Regions from separate parts of the Homo sapiens genome. Here region 1 is linked to region 2. The links are chromatin loops, found by intact Hi-C in ENCODE. Cell type or tissue: A673. All regions are shown on one strand. Links, peaks and the distances in the headings refer to the core of each region. The heading gives the core; the rest is flanking DNA.

Region 1 (8,339 bases), core at 199-8,198, 57 kb before region 2:
AATGTAGTTCTTATTTTAATTAGAGTTATAAATGCACGTGATTTAAAAAAGAAGATATTTCCACAAGCGTGTCAAGAACTACGAAGGGTCTGAGATTTTACCCTACTTGAAAGTTAACAAGCCTGTTAACAATTTTCATGGATCCTGGCAAAAGACACAGACTCCTGGGCCAGAGATGAAGTGCCATTTATGACCTATATTAAGCAGTAGCAGAGGATCAGCATTTTTCTTTTAGGTTGCTAGAGCCTTAATTCCCACAGGGCAGTATGAAGAGGGCCAAGTGATAACTACAAACAGTGGGTTGCATTATGGGAAAGAAACCCTGAGCTTAGAGAAGCCAAATCTTTTATAGTGGGCAGTAAGCATGCTGTGCTTTGCCCCAGGTAACATTGTCTTTATTATATTGTCAGTAAGAAGGTTTGCCCTTTGCTAGGGAGGGAAACACCATCTCTGTCTTTCTAGGCTGTTTGCTATAAAAATAGCCTTGAAAAAATTATCTGGAACAAAAAGACAGTGCCTCACTTGCAAGATGTACAGAAATGCAAGCCACCCATGGCGAATTGCCTCCCAACAAAGAGTTGTACTTACGAAAAACAGCATGCTTCTCCCAATGGCCCCCCAAATCTCCTACTCCCTAAAACTCCATTGTCCATTAGAAATATAATGTGAGAAATAAAATTTTCTAGTAGCAGCATTAAAAAAAAAAGAATCAGGGCTGGGCGTGGTGGCTCCATGCCTGTGATCCCAGCACTTTGGGAGGCTGAGGCGGGCGGATCACGAGGTCAGGAGATCGAGACCATCCTGGCTAACACGGTGAAACCCTGTCTCTACTAAAAATACAAAAAAAAATTAGCCGGGCGTGGTGGCAGGCGCCTGTAGTCCCAGCTACTCAGGAGGCTGAGGCAGGAGAATGGCGTGAACCCAGGAGGCAGAGCTTGCAGTGAGCCAAGATTGCACCACTGCACTTCAGCCTGGGCAACAGAGGGAGACTCCATCTCAAAAAAAAAAGAACTGGTAAAATCTTTTTTTATCCTTTTGAGACAGGGTCTTGCTCTCTTACCCAGGCTGGAGTGCAGTGGTGTGATCATGGCTCATTGCAGCCTCAATCTCCTGGGTTCAGGTGATCCTCCCACCTCAGCCTCCTGGGTAGCTGAGACTACAGGCATGCGCCACCACACCGGGCTAATTTTTTTTTTTTTTTTTTTGGTAGAGATGGGAGTCTCACTGTGTTGCCCAGGCTGGTCTCAAACTCCTGGACTCAAGTGATCCTCCTGCCTCAGCTTCCCAAGGTGCTGGGATTATAGGTGTGAGCCACTGCATCTGGCCAAATTAACAGTATATTATCTTTAATCTAGTATATCAAAATTTTATAATGTTAATATGTAAACAGTATAAAAAAGTGAAATATTGAAATGATACATGTGTCTAATATTTGTATTACAATGTAATAATAGTATCTTACATGATGTCATTAAAGTGAAATATAGTCCTACCGAAACAGTAATGTGTTTAAGGGAAAGACATTTAATACTGCTTCAAGTTTTAAAATGTAAATAATTAAAATTTTAAAAAAGTATTTGTTGAGACTAGCCTCATTTCAAGTGCTCAGTAGTTGCATGTGACTACTAGCTAACATTCTCTACTGCATAGCCCTGAAGTTAACCATTTTCAACTTTTTACAGATTTCTTTAGGTGTGTATTTTCATATCTCTAAATAATAATGCTTATATGGTTTCTAAATTATTCAGCTTTAAGTTCTTTCTACTATTAAGGAGGGGTTTTTTTTTTATTGTTTTTTGTTTTAATAGAGACAGGGTCTTTCTCTATCACCCAGTCTAGAGTGCAGTGGTGCAATCATAGCTCACCGCAGCCTCGAACTCCTGGGCTCAAGTGATCCTCCCATCTCAGCCTTCTGAGTAGCTGGGTCTACAGGCGTGCACCACCACACCCAGCTAATTTTTAAATTTTTCTTGTTTTTGTAGAGATGGTATCTCACCATTTTACTTAGGCTAGTCTCAAACTCTTGGGCTCAAGTGATCTTCCAACCTCAGCCTCCCAAAGTGCTACGATAACAGGCACAAGCCACCACACCTGACCATTAAGGAGGGTTTAATTCTCTTTCAACCAAAACCCTCCACCACACTTGCACTCATTTCCTGGCTGTCTCTCATCCCCAAAGTCAATGATTCTGAAAAACTTTTTGTCGTGTGTGTGTATTTTTAAATATGAGATGGGGTCTTGCTATGTTGATTCAGGTTGTTCCAGGCTGATCTGGAACTCTTGGGCTCAAGTGTTCTTCCCGCCTCAACCTTCCAAGTAGCTGGGATCGTAAGTGTGTGCCACCATGCCTGGCCTGAAAACTTTTTTATTTCAGCACTGTTTATACTTTAAAAAAATCACTGAGGATCACAAAGAGCTTTTGTTTATGTGGGTTATATCTATTGGTATATATTCTATCAGAAAGTAAAACTGAGGCTGGACATGGTGGCTCACGCCTGTAATCCTAGCACTTTGGGAGGCCAAGGCAGGAGGCTTGCTTGAGGCCAGGAATTCAAGATCAAGTTTAAGTCCAGCTTGGGCATCATAGTGAGACCCTATCTCTACAAAAATAAGCAGCCAGGTGCACCTGTGGTTGCAGCTACTTGAGAGGCTAAGGTGGAAGGATCCCCAGGAGTTTGAGCCTGCAGTGAGCCAAGATAATGACATTGTACTACAGACTGGGTGATGGATTGAGACCCTGTCTTAAAAAAAAAAAAAAGAGAGAGAAAGCAAAAAACTTAAGTATTACTTCTGTGAAAATAACAATGATAAGCCCTTTATTTTAACATAAGTAATTTCTTGTGAAAATCTTTTCAGAAAAATTGGAAGAATAACAGTGTTTTTGTATTTTTGCAAATCTCTTTTACTGTTTGACTTAATAGAAAATACCTGAATTCTGATACTTCTGCACTTATTCTGTTGAAAACAAACACATCATGTAGACCCTGGAAAACTGCGCCGTATATAACACAGAGGGAGTGAAAAGGGTGCAGAATGGCCTAGTATTATTATGAAAATAGTTTTGAGACCCTCTGTATATTGTCATGCTTTTTGTTTGACCACAACTCAATGTTTATATTACTATAGCCATGTATAAACTGAGCATAGCATACCATGATTGCTTTTTTTTTTTTTTTTTTCTGAGATGGAATCTCACTCTGTTACCCAGGCTGGAGTGCAGTGGCACCATTTTGGGTCACTGCAACCTCCGCCTCCCAGATTCAAGTGATTCTCCTGCCTCAGCCTCCAGAGTAGCTGGGACTACAGACTCGTGCCACCACACCCAGCTAATTTTTGTATTTTTAGTAAACACGGGGTTTCACCATGTTGGCCAGGCTTGTCTCAAACTCCAGACCTCATGATCCGCCCACCTTGGCCTCCCAAAGTGCTGGGATTACTGGCGTGAGCCGCCGCGCCCGACCATGATTTCTTTTATTGTACATACTTGTTGGCATATTTTACTCACTTGTACTCAATGGCATTTTTTCATATTGTTTGTTTATTATATGTACTTTTATGTTTTTTGGAGATGGAGTCTCACTCCGTCACCCAGGCTGGAGTGCAGTGGTGCTATCTCGGCTCACTTCAACCTCCACCTCCCAGGTTCAAGTGATTATCCTGCCTTAGCCTCCCAAGCACCTGGGATTATGGGCGCATGCCACCACACCCGGCTAATTTTTTGTGTTTTTAGTAGAGACAGGGTTTTGCCGAGTTGGCCAGCCTGGTCTTGAACTCCTGACCTCAAGTGATCAGCTTGCCTCGGCCTCCCAAAGTGCTGGGAGGCCTGCATTTTACTTATTTAATTCTGGCCTGCACCTGGCCTGCATTTTACTTATTTAATTCTGAACTCTACCTTAGTTATCAAAATCTCTTCTAAATCCATTAATTTACAGCAGGGGTTCTCTGTTTCTCTCAAATATTTTCTGGAGCTGTTTACTTGCTTTAATTAAGGACTGGTTTCTTCCTAGTACTCCCACACAACCATCATCTTGGGATCTGTCTTTGTAATCCTAGGATTTCTGTTGCCTCTCATTTATATTGGGTCCCTTGATTACTGGATCCTGTCTCTTCCTTTTTTTTTTTTGAGACAAGGTCTCACTCTGCTGTCACCCAGGCTGAAGTGCAGTGGCTCAGTCTCACTCATTGCAACCTCCGCCTCCCAGGTTCAAGTGATTCTCCTGCCTCAGCCTCCCAAGTAGCTGGGATTACAGGTGTGCGCCACCACATCTGGTTAATTTTTGTATTTTCAGTAGAGATGAGGTTTCGCCATATCGGCCAGGCTGGCCTGAACTCCAGACCTCAAGTGATCTGCCTGCCTCGGCCTCCCAAAGTGCTGGGATTATAGGCGTGAGCCACTGTGCCTGGCCAGATCCTGTCTTTTTCTTAATGGGCAGTAGAGCGCAAACTTGGGGGCCAGATTATGTGAGTTTGAAGCCTAGCTCTTCTGCTTACTAGCCATATGACGTTCGAAGAGCTATTTAACCTCTTTATGCCTCAGTTTCCTTATCTGGAAAATAATACTTTCTATGTAGCATTCTCCTGAAGATTCTATGTGTTAATACGGGTAAGCCATTTAGAAGAGTTCCAGAGCATATTAAGCACTCCAGGTTAGTGATGTTGTTAATGCTCTTACAGTTGCTGGTGAATTTCATCTTTTAGTGGCATACTTCTCATAGTAACCTGCTGAGAAAGGTGCATGTGACTTTGCTGTATAAAAATGCCTTTCTGTTACATCACATTTGACCAATAGCTTGGCTGGTTATTTAGAATTCCAAGTTGAAAACAGTTTTCCTTCAGAATTTGGAAAGCATTGCTCTATTTTAGTCTACCTTTCAGCAGAAGGTGGGCTGTAAATTGCACGGTCTCAGCTTTCCCCATAGCCTGCTTTAGGATTCAGCTTCCTGAGATCTCCAAGTCAGTTATCATTCACTACCTCTAATTTTCAAATTTTTGATGCTACTACTTCAGTTATATTCTTTGTGTTTGAGGGACTTAGCCTTTTTTGAAAAATTGCTTATTATCATTTTATCTTAAACAGAGTATGCTTTTAGATATCTTCAGTTCCTGCAAGTTTGTGGGGAACTAGAAACAGAACTCTTTTCTGGCAGTCAAAAGAGAAGAAAGAATAGGGCTGGGTGCAGTGGCTCATGCCTACAATCCTAGCACTTCGGGAGGCAGAGGTGGGTGGATCACTTGAGGTCAGGAGTTCGAGACCAGCCTGGCCACAATGGTGAGACCCTCATCTCTACTTAAAACAAACAAACAAACAAACAAACAAAACTAGATCTAAATTTTTAGCAGAAGAGCTTGGCCGGTTCCTCATGGCCAGCCACAGTTAGGGTCTCAGCAGTTTGTTCAGTGTGAGACCACAGAGGAGCTAAGCAGCTCACTGCAGGGAGTCACAGACAGGTATCAGAGACTACCCTCCAAGCAGGGCAAGGTTGTGGTGGGGACAGAGACCAAATACCCTAAGATGAGATGAGGCTATGAAAGTGCAATTGGCCAGAAAGAACTCCACCCTGAATGGCAAGGCCTTCGCCTTGTGATCTTACCTGTTTCCTGCTCCTTCCCTTGACCTACCTTGGGTGGCGTTTGGGCTCCCTCACTTGGGTCACAGTCCTCCGAGATACTGGCATGGCTTTGACATCAAACACAGTAGTTGGTATTTTGCTCCAGTCACAGCAGCCTCTGGGACACTGAACAGTAGTCCTTGGAGAGTCAGTGAAATTGATAAGTATTCACTGGGACTAGAAGCCAACTGAACTTAGACCATGCTTCCTGCTGCCGAAGGGCAATAGGTTGGTGACCCAGGTTTATCCATCAGCGGTTTGTTTATGCATAGATGTGTGCATATGCTTACGTGCATATGTAGGCATGAGCCACCGCGCCCAGCCAGTTTTGTCTTCTTGAAGATGTCTCTCCCAGGGCCTTCTGACAGGTTCCAGTCTGCTGTGGTTGTCTGTTGGCTTGTTATATGGCCTAGATGTTCCTTGACCTGGGGATTCTCTTTTTTTTCTTCTTCGGTTAGATCTCCTTTCTGATTCTTACATCCTCCCCTTTCTTGGTTAATAATGCATACATATATTTGAGACAGGGTCTCACTCCTGTTGCCTAGGCTGGAGTGCAGTGGTGCGATCATGGCTTACTGCAGCCTTGACCTCCTGGGCTCAGGTGATCCTCCCACCTCAGTCCCCTGAGTAGCTGGGACTACAGGTGCACACCACCACACGCAGATAATTTCATATTTTTTGTAGAGACAGAGTCTCTCCGTGTTGCCCAGGCTGGTCTTGAACTCCTAGGCTCAGGCGATCCACTCGCCTCCACCTCCCAAAGTGCTAGGATCAGAGGCATGAGCCATGGCACCTGTCTAATAATTATTGAATATAACTCATTCTCCAGTAGCTGGACAGTAGCTGGAATACATTTTGCTTCTGAATCCATTTGATGTGGCTTAGTTTCCCCCCTCCCCTGAAAGTATATGCAGTATTCTTCCTCCCATTGTTCTGACATTTCATGATTAATGAATACATCTTGGTGTGGGTCTATTGTCATCCACTGTGCTGATACCCTAGAAGATTTTGCAATCTAGAAACCATTCTTTCATTTTGGGAAATACTCTTGAATTATTTAGTTGACGACTTCTTTCCTTTTTTCTTTTTCTTCTGTTTTCTTTTTCTGGAGCTCTTGTTATTCGTATGGTAGGTCTCCTGATCTAGTTCTCTAAATTACTGTATGTTTTGTTTTATTTTCTCATCCCTCAGTTTGTCTATTTGCTTAACTCGCTGTGAGTGTTTCTCACTTTATCTTCCAACCCTTTTATTGAGTTTCTCTATTTTTGGAGCTGGAGTCTTGCTCTGTTGCTCAGGGTGGAGTGCAATGGCACAGTCTCCGCTCACTACAACCTCTTCCTCCTGGGTTCAAGCGATTGTTCTGTCTCAGCCTCCCAAGTAGCTGGGATTACAGGCACACACCACCATGCCCCGCTAATTTTTGTACTTTTAGTAGAAACAGGGTTTCATCATGTTGGCCAGGCTGGTCCCAAACTCATGCCTTAGGTGATCTGTCTGCCTCGTCCTCCCAAAGTTCTGGGATTACAGGCCTGAGCCACTGTGCCCAGCCTAAGCCAGCGCACCTGGCCGAGTTTTTCATTTTTGCTATCATGTTAATAATTTTCAAGGGCTCTTTTTATTTGCTAGTTCTATTTATGTGGTTTCCTGTTTGTTCTAGTCATCTATTGCTATGAGGCAAACCACTTCAAATGTAGTAGGATACAACAATATCATTTTATTTTTTTGCTCACACATTCTGTTGGTCAAGAATTCGGTGAAGACTGGAGTTACTAGGGGCTGTAGTCATCTGATGGCTTCTTCACTCACATGTCAGACATCTGGCTGGGATTACTTGAAAACAGGGTTCAGCTGGAACAGTTGACTAAGGTACCTATATCTGGTCTCTCCATGTGGCTTCTTACAGCATGGAAGCTGGTTCTAAAAGGGAGCCTCTATCTAGAGAGCACATTTTTCAAGACAACTGGGCGGAAGCTGCATGGTTTTACATGACCTTGCCTTGATGGTGACATAGTATTTCTTTTGCCAAACTTTATTGGTCAAACCATAATCATAATGTGTCTGGAGTTGGTTCCTTCTGGAGGGTTCTTGGTCTCACTGACTTTAAAAATGAAGCCGCAGACCTTTGCAGTGAGTGTTACAGCTCTTAAAGGTGGTGTGGACCCAAAGAGTGAGCAGCAGCAAGATTTATTGTGAAGAGCAAAAGAACAAAGCTTCCACAGGCGTGGAAAGAGACCCCAGCGGGTTGCCACTGCTGGCTCAGGTGTCCAGCTTTTTATTCCTTTATTTGGACCCGCCCATGTCCTGCTGATTGGTCCGTTTTACAGAATGCTGATTGGTCCATTTTACACAGTGCTGATTGGTCTATTTTTACAGAATGCTGATTGGTGCATTTACAATCCTCTAGCTAGACACAGAGCACTGATGGGTGTTTTTACAATCCTCTAGCTAGACAGAAAAGTTCTCCAAGTCCCCACTTGACCCAGGAAGTCCAGCTGGCTTCACCTCTCAATCCCCCCTCTAAACAGGACACCCCAACTGCTGTTGGGAATTGGGTGATGACCGCTCTAGCTAATTCCTGCTGGATAAGAGCTAAGAAGAGGCCCTGCAGTTGTAGTGTCCTCCAGAGGGGAACTCTTTAGGCCAGTCAAAAGGCCAGTGGGTCAGTCCAGGGGTCCTCAGTAGAAGTTGTTAGTTGAGCTCATTTGGGGTTCCATTTGTAAGATCATCTGT
Region 2 (8,339 bases), core at 178-8,177:
AGCGTTTGAGATTAAGTTGCAGGCATCATGATGACAAGTTACTGTTAAATCCTTCTCATGTATCTCCTAAAAACAAGGACATTCTTCTTCAAAGCCCTCAAGCTCTTGTTTTTGTTTGTTTTTACAGTTCAGGATCTAAAGATCACATCTCACTTAGTTGTTATGTTTCCTTAGTATCCTTGAATCTAGAACATTTCCCCAGTCTTTGTATTTGTGTGTGTGTGTTCACATGTATGTGTATGTGTGTTTGTGCATGTGTGTGTGTGTGTCTTTCTTGACATTGCCACTTCTGAAGAGCCTAGGCGGGTTATTTTGCAGAATATTCCTTATTTGTTTTTGTCTGATTGTTTTGTGTTTGGATCCAAGTTAAGTATTATTGGTAAAAAGGCTATTATCTTGACATTCAATGGTGTACAGCAATTCAATTCTGGTACTAACCACCTGGAGTTAGCGTAGATCCCACAAGCAAAGGACATAGTTCCCAAGAAGACTGCCTTCAATTGTCCACCAGAATGAACTCAGTCTCCAGCCCCCTCCCCCTTCCCAGAGGATGTGCTGGCTGAAAGTCCCAATCCTCTAATCATGTGGTTGGTCTTACAGATAACTAGTCCCCATCCTGAAGCCATCTGGGGACCCACACTGAGTTACTTCTTTTGCATAAACTCAGAGGTGATACATTTAATAAATGTATAACCAAGGGTTATAAAAGCTCCATAGCAAAAATCATGGATAAACACCAGACAAATTCTTTATTATACAGCAGCTATGATGGCCATTTTGTGTCCTTAGTTTATTACATCAGGAAGTCCACGATGTGTTTGTTCCATCATTGCTGAGGTCAAAGTTGGTGAGGTTTGTCATATTTCTTCATTGCAAAGATATTTTGTGTGATATTTTGAATATCTGATTTCCCAAAATCAAAATCTTTTCACTCAAATATATACACATATATACGTATATATACGTATATATATGCATTTTTTTTTTTTTCTGAGACAGGATCTTGCTCTCTCACCCAGGCTGGAGTGCTGTGGTACCATCATAGCTGACTGCATCCTTGAACTCCTAGGCTCAAGAGATTCTCTTGCCTGTGCCTCCCAAGTTAGCTAGGACTACAGGCACACACTCACCATGCCTGGCTAATCATTTTCATTTTTTGTAGAGACAGGAGTCTAGCTATGTTGCCCAGACTTGTTTCAAACTCCTGACCTCAAGAGATCATCCTGCCCCAGCCTCAAAAGGGCTGGGATTCCCAGCATGGGCCACCGCACCCAGCCTCACTCAAAGATTTTAAGATTTTTGAGAAGGCTGGGCGTGGTGGCTCACGCCTGTAATTCCAGCATTTTGGGAGGCTGAGGCAGGCGGATCACCTGAGGTTGGGAGTTCAAGACCAGCCTAACCAACATGGAGAAACCTCGTCTCTACTAAAAATACAAAATTAGCCAGGCATGGTGGCCCATGCCTGTAATCCCAGCTACTTGGGAGGCTGAGGCAGGAGAATCGCTTGAACCCGGGAGGCGGAGGTTGCTGTGAGCCGAGATGGAGCCATTATACTCCAGCCTGGGCAACAAGCGCAAAACTCTGTCTCAAAAAAAAAAAAAAAAAAAGATTTTTGAGAAATCCTGTCCTAACCCCCATCTCAAAGCATCAATGAATATTAATATTCATTGATAATTCTTGGCTGAATCAACTGTTGCAAACTGGTGATTTTCTAATTCAATCATTTATTCTCCATTTATTAGCTGGTATTTTTATGCAAAGAAGAAGTTTCTTTTTGCCCTGTTCCATTCCATTTAAAATTTTCAAGATATTGTAATGAACACATGGGTTCTGTTACTCTTACTATTTTTGTGCTCAGTTATTCCAGATTTGGCCAGTGAGAGCTCCTTCAGGGTGGCTCCTGTGTCCCACTTTGATCAGTTACTTACTGTTTGGCACCACATGATGCTGATTAGGTTATTATGATTTGGGACCACCTGACACAGGCTAAAAAATAAAGCAATCATTAGTCATTATATAGTCAGTAAGACAGGCTTCCTCTCTCCCCAAGATTTTTTTAATCACTGACCCCATTCTCTGGGGAAGAGGTCCCACATGAAGTGGCTTTTCTGGCTGTAGTGAAGGATGGGTGGGAATTAGACCAATAGATCACAAATAGAAGACTACAGATCGCTAGACTGGCTTGTCCAGAAAGAACTGTCAAGTCCAGTGATGACTCTAAGAATTTGGACTTAAGAATTTGGCTTCATGGACTGCACAGTAAAAACTATATATTTGTCTCAATAATAGCAGTTTGCTTTCCATTAATACAGCTTTTAAATGCATACTTCTTATTGCAGGCTTTCTAATTATAATATATATCAGATTTATACTCAGTATTGCAGGGAACTGTTGCAGGGATAAAGAGGAGAGAAGAAATTTTAGCTAAAAATGATTGCTAAAATATAGCAATCAGCTTATACAGTATTAAAATATAATACTGTATAAGCTGGATCTAAACACAAGTTGTAAATTATTCAAAACCTTCAAAAGACCCCTCCACTTCCCGGAGTATAGCAAATATATTTGCTAATGCTTTACTGCATTGTAGGATGCTGAGCAGCATCCCTGTCCCACACCCATTAGATACTAGTAGAACCCCCTTTCAGCTGTGACAACCAAAAGTATCTCCAGACTTTGCCAAGTGTGTCCTGAGAAGCAAAAGTACCTTTAGTTGAGAACCACAGGGTTAAGAGTAAAGAAGCTCTATTGCAGGCATCACTGGTAATAAAAAGAATACATTTACTTATTGATTGATTGATTGATTTTATTGAGAATTTTTTTGAAATGGAGTCTTGCTCTGTTGCCCAGGCTGGAGTGCAGTGGTACAATCTTGGCTCACTGCAACCTCTGTCTCCCCAATTCAAGCAATTCTTCTGCCTCAGCCTCTCGAGTAGCTGGGACTACAGGCATGCACCACCACGCCTAGCTAATTTTTGTATTTTGGGTAGAGACGAGGTTGGCCAGGCTGGTCTTGAACTCCTGACCTCAGGTTATCCACCTGCCTCAGCCTCCCAAAGTGCTGGGATTACAGGCATGAGCTATTGCACCCGGCGCAAAAAGAATAATTTTAAAATCAACACATTTTTGTCAAAACTGCAGTTTAAAAATATTCCCTAAATGAAAAGAGCTGCATCAAGGTGGCTGCCTTAAATTGTCTTTGCTTCAGACTGGTCCCTCACATCATGCATCACTCGCACCAAAATAGCCTTTCATCTTTTTGCCTCACTCCCCTATCCCCTGTCTTGCTGGCTTCTGCCTTGGATCTTGGCCTAAATGTCACTTTCAGGGGAATTCTTGGCACATCTGAGCTGGTTTTCATACACCTGATATATGTATCCAACACATCCTGTCCTTCTTTTGTTTATAATGCTTGTCACATTTGGAATTACCTGGTCAATGTCTATCTATCCTACTTGACTGTATGCTCAGTAAGAACTGGGGCACTGCTAGATTTATTACTACATCTCATAGGTTATATAGGAGTTAGGAAGAAATTATTTAGGCAGAGAGTGAGAGTAAGGAAGCCCTCCGTAAGGTTTTCCTTTTAATGAAAAGCAGCCCCCAAATCATTTTCTTTTCTAACAAAGAGCAGCCTATAAAATCGAGCTGCAGACACAGAAAGGCAGGCTAGAAGCTTGCACGGGTGAATGCTGGCAGTTGTGCCAATAGGAAAAGTCCACCTGGGACTAGGCATGTTCAAAATGGCAGTTCCAACTTCCCTCTTCCTTTCCAACCATGTGTGCAGTAGGGAGCAGACAACATGGCCTGGCCAAGTGGAAAGCTCATTTGCATAATAAGACTAGGGTTGGGTGTCCAGCTTCCCAGCGTGCTTTGTAAAGGAAGAACCTGCTCTAACCAATCTTTGGGCCCTATGTAAATCAGACTCCGCCTCCTCACGCCTGTCTATAAAATCCAGTGCATTCTGCTTTAGGCTGGAAGTTCCACGTGGGGGCTCTTCTTTCTCACAGGAGAGAGCTATTCTCCTTTCTTTTTCTTTTGCCTATTAAACCTCTGCTCTTAATCTCGCTCCACATGTGTCCATGTCCTTGATTTCCTTGGTATGAGACAATGAACCTCCAGTACTACCCCAAACAAATGATGCTGCTTCATAGGGTCTGACATTGAGTATATGCCAAATAAATATTTGAAATTAATTCTCTTTGATTTCAAAATTATTCAAATTTAAGGTCATGTATGCCATTATTCTTTTTAATTATAATTAATGCACTTTGACTCTTGTGAAAAAAGATGAGAAGACACATAAAGTACTCGTGAAGAAAATCAATTAACTGGGCAGGCGCGGTGGCTCACGCCTGTAATCCCAGCACTTTAGGAAGCCGAAGCAGGTGGATCACGAGGTCAGGAGTTCAAGACCAGCCTGGCCAGCATGGTGAAATCCCGTCTCTACTAAAAATACAAAAAATTTAGCTGGGCATGGTGGTGCGCACCTGTAATCCCAGCTACTTGGGAAGCTGAGGCAGGAGAACTGCTTGGGAGGCCAAAGCGGGCAGATCACGAGGTCAGGAGTTCGAGACCAGCCTGGCCAGCATGGTGAAATCCCGTCTCTACTAAAAATACAAAAAATTTAACTGGGCATGGTGGTGCGCACCTGTAATCCCAGCTACTTGGGAGGCTGAAGCAGGAGAACTGCTTGAAACCGGGAGGCAGAGGTTGCAGTGAGCCAAGATTGTGCCATTGCACTCCAGCCTGGGGAACAGAGCAAGACTCCATCTCAAAAGAAAAAAGAAAGAAAATAGATTAATTTGTGGGTCACGTTTGGCCACCTTCTTCCAGTTTGTGGAGGAAGCTACACAGGAGGCTGAGGTGGAAGGATCACTTGAGCCCAGGAATTTTAGTCCAGCCTGGGCAACGTAGCAAGATCCTGCCTCAAAAGAAAAAACAAAAAGAAGAAGAAGAAGAAAGAAAGAAATGGTACTGTATAAGCTGGATCTAAACACAAGTTGTAAATTATTCAAAACCTTCAACAGACCCCTAAACCCTATTTTTTTAATGATGGGGATAAAGCAATTTTTGAAACAAAGTCATTGAGAACTTCTGGAACAGGATACTTTGGACTGCAAATAACAGCCCAATTCAAGATGACCTAAACAGAAAGAAAATGATCATTATTTCACATAATAAGTTCAAAGATGAGTGGGCTCAGGATTGGATAACAAGTGGCTCAGTAACATCTTTGAATACCTGGGTTCTTTCATCTTTTCTGCCTGGCCACCTGCCTGTATTAGCTTTGTTCTCAATCTGGCTGCCTCACAGTGACAAAATGGCTGCCCTTATTCTAGACATTGCATCCAGCACATCATCAAGCAGAAAAAGGCACTGTCTCTTCCTTTGTGTTTCATTTTAAATTTAAAAAAATTTACTTTTAAATTTACATTTAGTAAAGTTCACTTTATATTGTAGAGGCCTTTGAGTTTTGACAAATATGTAGTAATCTCCACTGTTCAAGATAAAAAGCAGTTTTATTATCCTCAAAAATTTTGGGGCTGTCCTTTTGTAGTTAACCGTCCCTCCAGCCCTTACCCTGGCAACTACTGACTACTTTTTTGACCCCATAGCTTTGCCTTTTCCACAATGAATTCTTACAGCATATAACCTTTGGGGTCTGGCTTATTTCATTCAGCACAATGCATTTGAATTTAAACAACATTTTTGCTTATGTTTATTAATAGTTTTTTCTTTTTATTGGTGTGCAATATTCCATCATATGTAAATGGGAAGGGTATTAGTCTGTTTTCAAGCTGCTGATAAAGACATACCCAAGACTGGGTAATTTATAAAGAAAAAGATTAATGGACTCAGTTCCAAGTGGCTGGGGAGGCCTCACCGTCATGGCAGAAGGCAAAAGGCAAGTCTTACATGGCAGCAGACAAGAGAGAATGAGAACCAAGCGAAAGGAGTTTCCCCTTATAAAACCATCAGATCTTATTCACAACAGGGAAACCACCCCCATGATTCAGTTATCTCCCACTGGGTCCCTCCAACAACACGTGGGAATTATGGGAGCTACAATTCAAGATGGGATTTGGGTGGGGACACAGGCAAACCATATCAGTGAGGAAACCTAGTTTTCTCCCCACCCTTCATTGTTCTTAGTTGAAAGCTACCCCTGTAACAAAAAGTAGATTAACAAGAGAAAAAAGAAATAGAAGTTTATCCACATGCATACCTTGTATATATACATGGTTTCCCCATCTACCAAGGGAAAAATGGGTAAATCTCAAAGAGATGGCTTTGGGTTCAGGCTGACATACCATCATCCCCTAAAGGAAAGACAGAAGAGTGTGGAAGGAAGGCCAGTTGTGGGGAGGTGATCAGGAAAAGTGTAAACAAGAGCAAGGTGTTTTGCAGATGTAAGTCTAAGTGCCTTCTCCATTGATTAGAGCCTCCAGTGATTTTTAGTCATCCTTCTCTTCCTGTTGCAGAGAATAGAGTAAGACACCCTTGCAAATGAAAATTTCCTTTATAGATGTAAATTTCCCTTACAAAAAGCTAACTTCTGCTTTAGAGCTTCTCTTGTGACTGCAGTCTCTCAAAATAATCATTAAAATCATCCTCATGCCTGTTAAATCAAGTTTAGCCTAAAGCTGCCTCCTGACATTTTATGTTTGGCCTAAAGGTTTCTCTGTACAGAGTGAACTTTAACATAACTGGATGTGTAAATAGACTGTAACCTACTCTCGTGCCAATCACAAAGTTTTGGCCAATCAAAGGTGGCCAACTGTTCAAATAAAGCAAAGGCTAAGCTGTAACTAATCCAGCTGTTTCTGTACCTCACTACCATTTTCTGTGCATCATTTTCCTTTTTCTGTCCATAAATCTTCTTTGACCACAAGGCAGCTCCGAGTCTCTCTGCACTATTCTAGCTTGGGGGCTGCCCAATTTGTGAATTGTTGCTTGATCAATTAAACTCTGTTAAATTTAATTTGTCTAAGGTTTTTCTTTTAACATGCCAAAAAGACATATTTTGGGGTTGCATATTCTAGTCTCCTACAGTCATATTTTGGTGGCATATATTTGGTCTCACACATGGATAGATTAATTTCTTTTTCTATTTCCTAGTTCAATGATAGTTGGATCATTTCCAGTTTGGGGCAGTTATGAATAAAACTGCTATAAGTATTTGCTTATAGTATTTTTTTGTGTGTGATGGAGTTTTGCTTATGTTGCCCGGGGTGGAGTGCAATGGCATGATCTTGGCTCACTGCAACCTCTGCCTCCCGGTTCAAGTGATTCTCCTGCCTCAGCCTCCTGAGTAGCTGGGATTACAGGTATGAGCCACCATGCCTAACTAATTTTGTATTTTTAGTAAAGATAGGGTTTCTCCATGTTTGTCAGGCTGGTCTCGAACTCCTGACCTCAGATAATCCGCCCACCTTGGCCTCCCAAAGTGCTGTGATTACAGGCGTGAGCCACCGTGCTCGGCAGTGAACATAAATTTATGGGTTTGTGTCAACATAAATTTATGGGGAGTTTTTGGGTAAATACGTAGAAGTATGGTACATACTCTTACCATATGACATGGTACCAAGTCATATGGTAAGAGTATGTTTAGCTTTATCAGAAACTGCAAAAAGTGGTTGCACCATTTTGCATTCCTACTGTTACTGGCAGCAAATCCTTAGGGATCGGCAGCAACCTCAATTCTTGCCCCCTCAGAAGAAAGAATTCAACCCAAAAGGCATAAGGAATGAGAGAAGACCAAGACAAGTTTTAGGGCAGGAGTGAAAGTTTGTTAAAAAGCTTTACAAGAGAAATTAAAGGAAGTAAAGTACACCTGAAAGAGGGCCAACCCGGCAACTTGAGAGATCAAGGGCACTGTTTGACCTTTGACTTGGGTTTTTTTTTGTTTTTTTTTGAGACGGAGTCTCACTCTGCTGCTTAGGCTGGAGTGCAGTGGTGCCATCTCGGCTCACTGCAACCTCCACCTCCTGGGTTCAAGTGATTCTCCTGCCTCAGTCTCCCGAGCAGCTGGGGTTACAGGCACCCGCCACCATGCCCGGCTTATTTTTGTATTTTTTTTAGTAGACATAGGGTTTTACCATGTTGGTCAGGCTGGTCTCGAACTCCTGACCTGAGGAGATCCGCCTGCCTTGGCCTCCCAAAGTGCAGGGATTACAGGCGTGAGCCACCGCACCCAGCCTGACTTGGGGTTTTATATGTTGGCATGATTCTTTCTTGGGGTGGGCTGTCTGCATGCACGGTGGCCTGCTACAACATGTGCAGTGTATTTACTGGAGTTGTATGCATGCTTACTTGAGGTAGTCTTCCCTTACCCG

Evidence for each region. A loop is a pair of places that touch in the nucleus more often than their neighbours do. Peaks named below come from ENCODE experiments on the same cell type or tissue, not always from the same donor. Only the 100,000 strongest peaks of a DNase experiment are listed, where the experiment ranks them.
Region 1: a loop joins it to region 2, with 2.6 times the contacts of the local background. A loop is called at or near these places in 3 of 110 quality-filtered maps.

The regions. Positions count from the first base shown.
Region 1 is chr9:76,481,626-76,489,964 of GRCh38, forward strand. All of the region lies in intron 2 of GCNT1 (glucosaminyl (N-acetyl) transferase 1), which reads left to right. Among named protein-coding and RNA genes, the nearest start is that of GCNT1, 27 kb to the left of the region's middle. In A673, for the core only: no CTCF peak of the experiment used is centred there; no DNase peak of the experiment used is centred there.
Region 2 is chr9:76,538,633-76,546,971 of GRCh38, forward strand. No RefSeq gene overlaps it. Among named protein-coding and RNA genes, the nearest start is that of GCNT1, 84 kb to the left of the region's middle. In A673, for the core only: no CTCF peak of the experiment used is centred there; a DNase peak (open chromatin) is centred at 3,919.